Regions from separate parts of the Homo sapiens genome. Here region 1 is linked to region 2. Evidence: read pairs that join two places in POLR2A ChIA-PET (ENCODE). Cell type or tissue: OCI-LY7. All regions are shown on one strand. Links, peaks and the distances in the headings refer to the core of each region. The heading gives the core; the rest is flanking DNA.

What was found. Peaks named below come from ENCODE experiments on the same cell type or tissue, not always from the same donor. Only the 100,000 strongest peaks of a DNase experiment are listed, where the experiment ranks them.
Region 1: POLR2A ChIA-PET joins it to region 2 with 5 read pairs; 2 of 35 experiments call an interaction of 5 or more read pairs at or near these places.

The regions. Positions count from the first base shown.
Region 1 is chr4:176,129,498-176,132,322 of GRCh38, forward strand. It overlaps WDR17 (WD repeat domain 17), which reads left to right. Exons shown (of 29, transcript NM_181265.4): 7 at 2,057-2,241. Among named protein-coding and RNA genes, the nearest start is that of SPATA4, 65 kb to the right of the region's middle. In OCI-LY7, for the core only: no CTCF peak of the experiment used is centred there; no DNase peak of the experiment used is centred there.
Region 2 is chr4:176,307,892-176,310,716 of GRCh38, forward strand. It overlaps SPCS3-AS1 (SPCS3 antisense RNA 1), which reads right to left. Exons shown (of 4, transcript NR_186171.1): 3 at 377-576; 4 at 67-76. Among named protein-coding and RNA genes, the nearest start is that of SPCS3, 11 kb to the right of the region's middle. In OCI-LY7, for the core only: no CTCF peak of the experiment used is centred there; a DNase peak (open chromatin) is centred at 1,420; H3K4me3 peaks cover 958 bases; H3K27ac peaks cover 2,035 bases.

The sequences.
Region 1 (2,825 bases), core at 20-2,519, 180 kb before region 2:
GGAAAAATAATAGACTTCCAGTTAAGTCTATCATGATTACTCTGCATGGTTGGTAGTGTTCCCATTCTGTATAACACATCATTAAAAGCATGGGGAAGGGATTTCAGTGATGAAAAGTTTAGAGTGATTGTTTCCTTCTTACTCTATCTTTATAATATACCAAGTAATTAGCAATGGCTATTCAAAGTAATGTTATTTTGGTGTCTAATTGGTAGGCAATGGCAAGTAGTAGAAAATCTCTATATTTGAACCTATACCCCTTGTACAAAATTGTGAAGTCCCTAATAAATGTAGAACCTGGAAACTGGAGGGTCTAGAAATATTAGGACTAGAGAAGTAATATGCTGGATGCTGGCTTACTGTTTAGGGATGTTGGAATTTTTTTGTCATTGTTAGTTCCTTTATTTGTTTAGAAGCTTTGAACTGCCATGTCATGGAATGTCTGAAATACCAGATTCTTTTCTTTCATTTTTTTTCTTACTATAAAAGTAGCCCATGTCCATTAGACAAAGTCAGAAAATACAAAGAATAACATACCAGTCTTGTCATTTTCGAGCAATTCCTTTCAGATTACCTCTTCTTTGACTTCTAGGTTTTCCCTTCAATTTAATATAACAGAAAGTATGGAAAAAGAACAATTGTGAAAATGAAATTTTAAAAAATAAACGTACTCGCTGAATTCTGAAAAGCATGATTTACAAATAGATTGGTGCATAAAAGTTGTCTAACCCACCTATAATGTCAATTAAAGTGTTAGAAAAACCAATGATGGATTATATTAATTTTTAAACAAAATATCAACGAAATTTAGTGAACCAAATTCATTGCTACCAAATGCCTCTTTTGTCATTTGTAGTTCATTCTAGTTTGGACTTTCTGTAATTCTCAGATTCTGAGAAATGAATATTATCCATAATAAATGAACTAAGAAAAATTGTATTTTAATATTAAAAATACTGAGAAATGGCCGGGCGCGGTGGCTCATGCCTGTAATCCCAGCACTTCGGGAGGCCAAGGCGGGCAGATCACAAGGTCAGGAGATCGAGACCATCCTGGCTAACACAGTGAAACCCTGTCTCTACTAAAAATACAAAAAAATTAGCCGGGCGTGGTGGCAGGAGCCTGTAGTCCCAGCTACTGGGGAGGCTGAGGCAAGAGAATGGCGTCAACCTGGGAGGCGGAGCTTGCAGTGAGCCGAGATCATGCCACAGCACTCCAGCCCGGGCAACAGAGCGAGACTCCGTCTCAAAAAAAAAAAAAAAAAAACTGAGAAATATTTTCCATATTCCAGTGTACAATTAATAATCGATTGGTCTTATAATTTACTGTAGTGTCATTATTTTGGATTATGTTTGCAAGAAAATATTTGGATTCACATTCTAAGGAAGAGCTTTTTGGAAGAAGACAAAATATGGGATAAATAATATATAAAAATAATCACAGTGATATTTATGTAATTGAAAGTAGGAGAAATCCAAGTCTATAAACAGTAAAAAGAAAAAACAAACAAAAAAACATCTAGGAAGAAAGAAAATTGAGATGCCAGTGCAGGTCAGATAGTGTTGTGATTCTTAATTTATGATAAATTAAAATGAATTATGCATAATCTCAAAAAAATTATTTTCACTGGCTTGGAAATTGTTGGCAGAGAGTTATTTATATTAAAAGAAAAAATTATATGCATATATGTTTGTGTGTGTGGAAGGAGGGAATAAGCTATTATGTCAGTATTTTGAAGGAAGTTTATAATTCAGAAATAATCATGCTGAGCTTTAATTTATAGGGTGATAAGAAACCACATATTCACAACAGATTGTGATTCCTCAACACACTAATTTTCATCTATTTGCTCCATCTGTACTTTAAAATAATATCCAATTTTGTGCTTATATTACATTTTTTGGCAATCCCAAAGAACTGCTTATGTGGGAGAATATATGATCATTGCCTAAATGGTTTACTGGTACAGATTCTGGATTTTTTTTTTAATGAAGAATCTTTCTAAATTAAGCTCTGTGGTTTCATTCCAATAGGATTTTTTTTCTTCTATTTTTAGTTTCAGTCCAATCTCCAACCAAAAATCATTATACATCCTCAACAAGCGAAGCAGTTCCACCCCCAACTTTAACACAGAATCAAGCATTTTCTCTTCCTCCTGGTCATGCAGTGTGTTGTTTCTTGGATGGTGGAGTTGGACTTTATGATATGGGAGCTAAGAAGTGGGATTTTCTTAGAGACTTGGTATGTATGTAGTCATTCCTTTATTATACATAATAGTTTTTTGTGTAAACCCATGATCTTTACTTTTACCTGTCTGAATATTATTTGAAATTATTTTTGTAAGTAATAATATACTAGAAATTTATTGTAGCTGGTTGAAACATTTTAGAAAATGCATAGAATGATGATAAAACTACTAAAATAACTTTTAACCACTATACTTCAAAAGTCTTAATGTCTACTTATATTTTATGTACAATGGAAAATTACATAGCTGTAGTATATTTTGGAAGCAAAATGAGAATAGAATGTCCTTTCAAGAGAAAGGACAAGTTGATCTCTGCCAGTTGCTCAAAGCCTTATTGTTCCCATTTGTTAATTGAGTAACGTTGGATTATGTTTTCTAAGATTTGTTTCTATTGTTGAATCGCTATGATACTTAAGTGATTCTATGAATTCTGTTTTTATGATAATTAAGCCCCTATATAAGATAGAATACAACCTCCTTGAGATCCCACATTTTTGTCTGGTTGTGTTCTGTGGTACAGCCCCACTACCTAATATAGTATCTGCCACATAGCAAGACTATTAAATTTTGTTGAATG
Region 2 (2,825 bases), core at 119-2,618:
ATCCTCCTGCTTCAGCCTCGGAAAGCACTGAGATTACAGGTGTGATCCACTGTACCCAGCCTTGCCTGGGCAATGACTTAAGGAAAATATATTAGTTTGGAGCTTCACATGGCAGAAAACTCTCCTAATTAGTGGTTTGAATGAAACAGAAATTCATTTCTGTCCCTCATTTAAAAGAAGTGAGGAAGGAGACAGCCGGGGGCCGGGATGGTGTTATAGCTGTCAAGCACTCAGGGTCCATATTGCCTTGTTACCTTCACATGTGGCTGTAGATCTTCAGATCATATTCACATTGCAGCAGCAGGAAGCACGAAGGGACAGGGAAGGGTACACCCCTTCCTTGTGAGAATATAGCCCAGAAATCACTTCCACTTACCTCTATTGCCAAAACAGTCAAAAGGGCACACCTGGTTCTTAGGAAAGCTGGGAAATGTAATCTTTGTTCCAGGTGGCTCTGTGCCCCACTGAAAACTTAGGATCATGGATCTTGATGCAAAACTAGCAGTCTTTCTGCCACAGTGCACCAATTAGCCCGAAGGGAAGGACTCAGTCCTAGCATACTCCTCTTTCCCTCTCCTGCTGGACATGACCAAGAAGACAAGAAATCCAAGTTGCAACTCTTTAAGTGAGAGAAAAATAAACATCTAATTTTTTTTGAGACTTCTTATAACCATAAAAAGACTCAGGCTTAAAAGGAAATTGATACTGTGGACAGCAGAGCCAAAACAAGAACCCAGGCACCTGATAATATGGTTGAGCCACTGAAACCACCAGCTCTCCATGAGTTACCGAGAGAAGAAACTTCTTTATTGCGCAGGCCACTTTGGTTCAGAGTTTCTTCTCCTTGTAGCTGAAAGCATGTTAACGAAATTCCCTACAGGTGCCCTACACACTCCATCTGTTATAATTTAACTTAGTAACCTCTTCTTTTCCTTTATAGCCTTCATTATAATTTTGAATCATTTGTTACTTGCTTGAAGTTTATGTCCTCTGCTAGGCTGTGAGCCATGACCTTTGGGTCTAGATTTGTTTTGTAATTTATTGTATACCTGGTGAATGAAACAAAATGGCTGGCACGATGCTTGGCACACAGTAGGTGTGTAAGTAAATGGTAGCTATGATAAAAATGATGTTTGACTAATAAGCCTTGCTCATTCAAAGAGATCACTTCTCCTTAAAGGTAGCATTGAAGCCACATGAAGTAATGAATGACAGTTTGGGGAGTCATTTTCTCTTTTATTCTGCAGGATTTTGTCATATACTACTCATTATTTCAACTACATCAAAGATCTATCTTATAGTTTTGGTGTGACCTCAAATTTGAATATTGGACTACTTTGAGCTATAGCTTGGTCTTAAAAGGAACGACTGCAGAGCTGAGTGCCCAGGTGACAGTCACAGCTGCAGCATCAGCGGTCATGCTGTTACTTTCACTCAGACATCACAGGAGTGGTGACTACATAAATGTGACTAGAATAGTTCTCAGTCTCTTCTGTCACACTACAATATTGAAGTGATGTCTTCCCAAACACTGGAGGCCTTGCCTTCTCATCTGCAGATGGCAATCCTATTCACGTCTAGCTTTTAGGCACACAGTTTTCTTCCTGAGGGCATGTTTCTTGATAAGTTTTCCTTTTTATACCCTCTTCCCAAAGCCCCAAAACCTGTCATTTTAATAATTTAAATAATATGTTTATATCTACAGGTAATCTCTAAAGTCTTTTATTCCACGTTGAGGTGTGCTTCTAATGTCATTTCTGTCTCATCTACTGTTTGTTTATATACCTAGGACATTAATTACAGTAATGTGCCACAAATGATGTTTCAGTCAAGGACAGACTACATATATGTAATATATAAGACTACATATATAATACTGTATTCTTACTGTACCTTTCCTATGTTTTGATATATAGATACACAAATACTTACCATTGTGTTATAGTAGCCTACAATATTGAGTACAGTCACATGCTGTACAGGTTTGTAACCTAGGAGCAATAGGCCATACCATATAGGCTAGATATGTGTTAGGCTATGCATCTGGGTTTCTGCAAGAACCCTCTATCATGTTTACACAATGATGGCATTGCCTGACAATGCAGTTGTCATAACATATCTTTGTTGCTAACCAATGCATGACTGTATTATTTATCTCAGTTCTCCATTCTATCTAAATGTGATTAATTACTACATAAGGTGCTTAGGAAAAAAAGTGTAACCATGGCATTGATCATTGGTAAAATATATAAGTCTTCACTTTCAAAAACTTTGTTCAGATTTTTTTTTAACTTTTAGCAATGGTAATACTAAATAGGTATCATTTATTGAGTCCCTACACTATTCCAGGTATTATGATAGATCGTTTATATAATGTAAGCAGAAAAAGTATGCATTTAATCAGTGGGCCAAGGGTTATACTACAAGCTGCTCTACGTTATACAGAATGAATAGTTGGAATGGTTCAATAATAGGAAATTATCTGAATTTAAAACATTTTAAATTATCATTTGCAGTTAGATGTTACTCACTGAATTATAGAGTAACTAAAAATTCATACACACACAGATCGAAAATACATTTTTAAAATTTGATAAAGTTCACAGAATAATTGGGAGGGTTAAAAGCAACTCATCTTTTTATTTATTTGAGTATTTTTTAGATTTATAAATATCCCTATTTTTAAAATTTCTGAGATTTAATTCACTCACCTCACCTAATCATGGATACTTTGTCTTAAAATGGAAATAAAAATAGGCATTTAATCTTTGCCCTCCCACCCTGGTATCTTCTCCCCCTGGTCCTCTGTTTCTCAGCTTCTGATG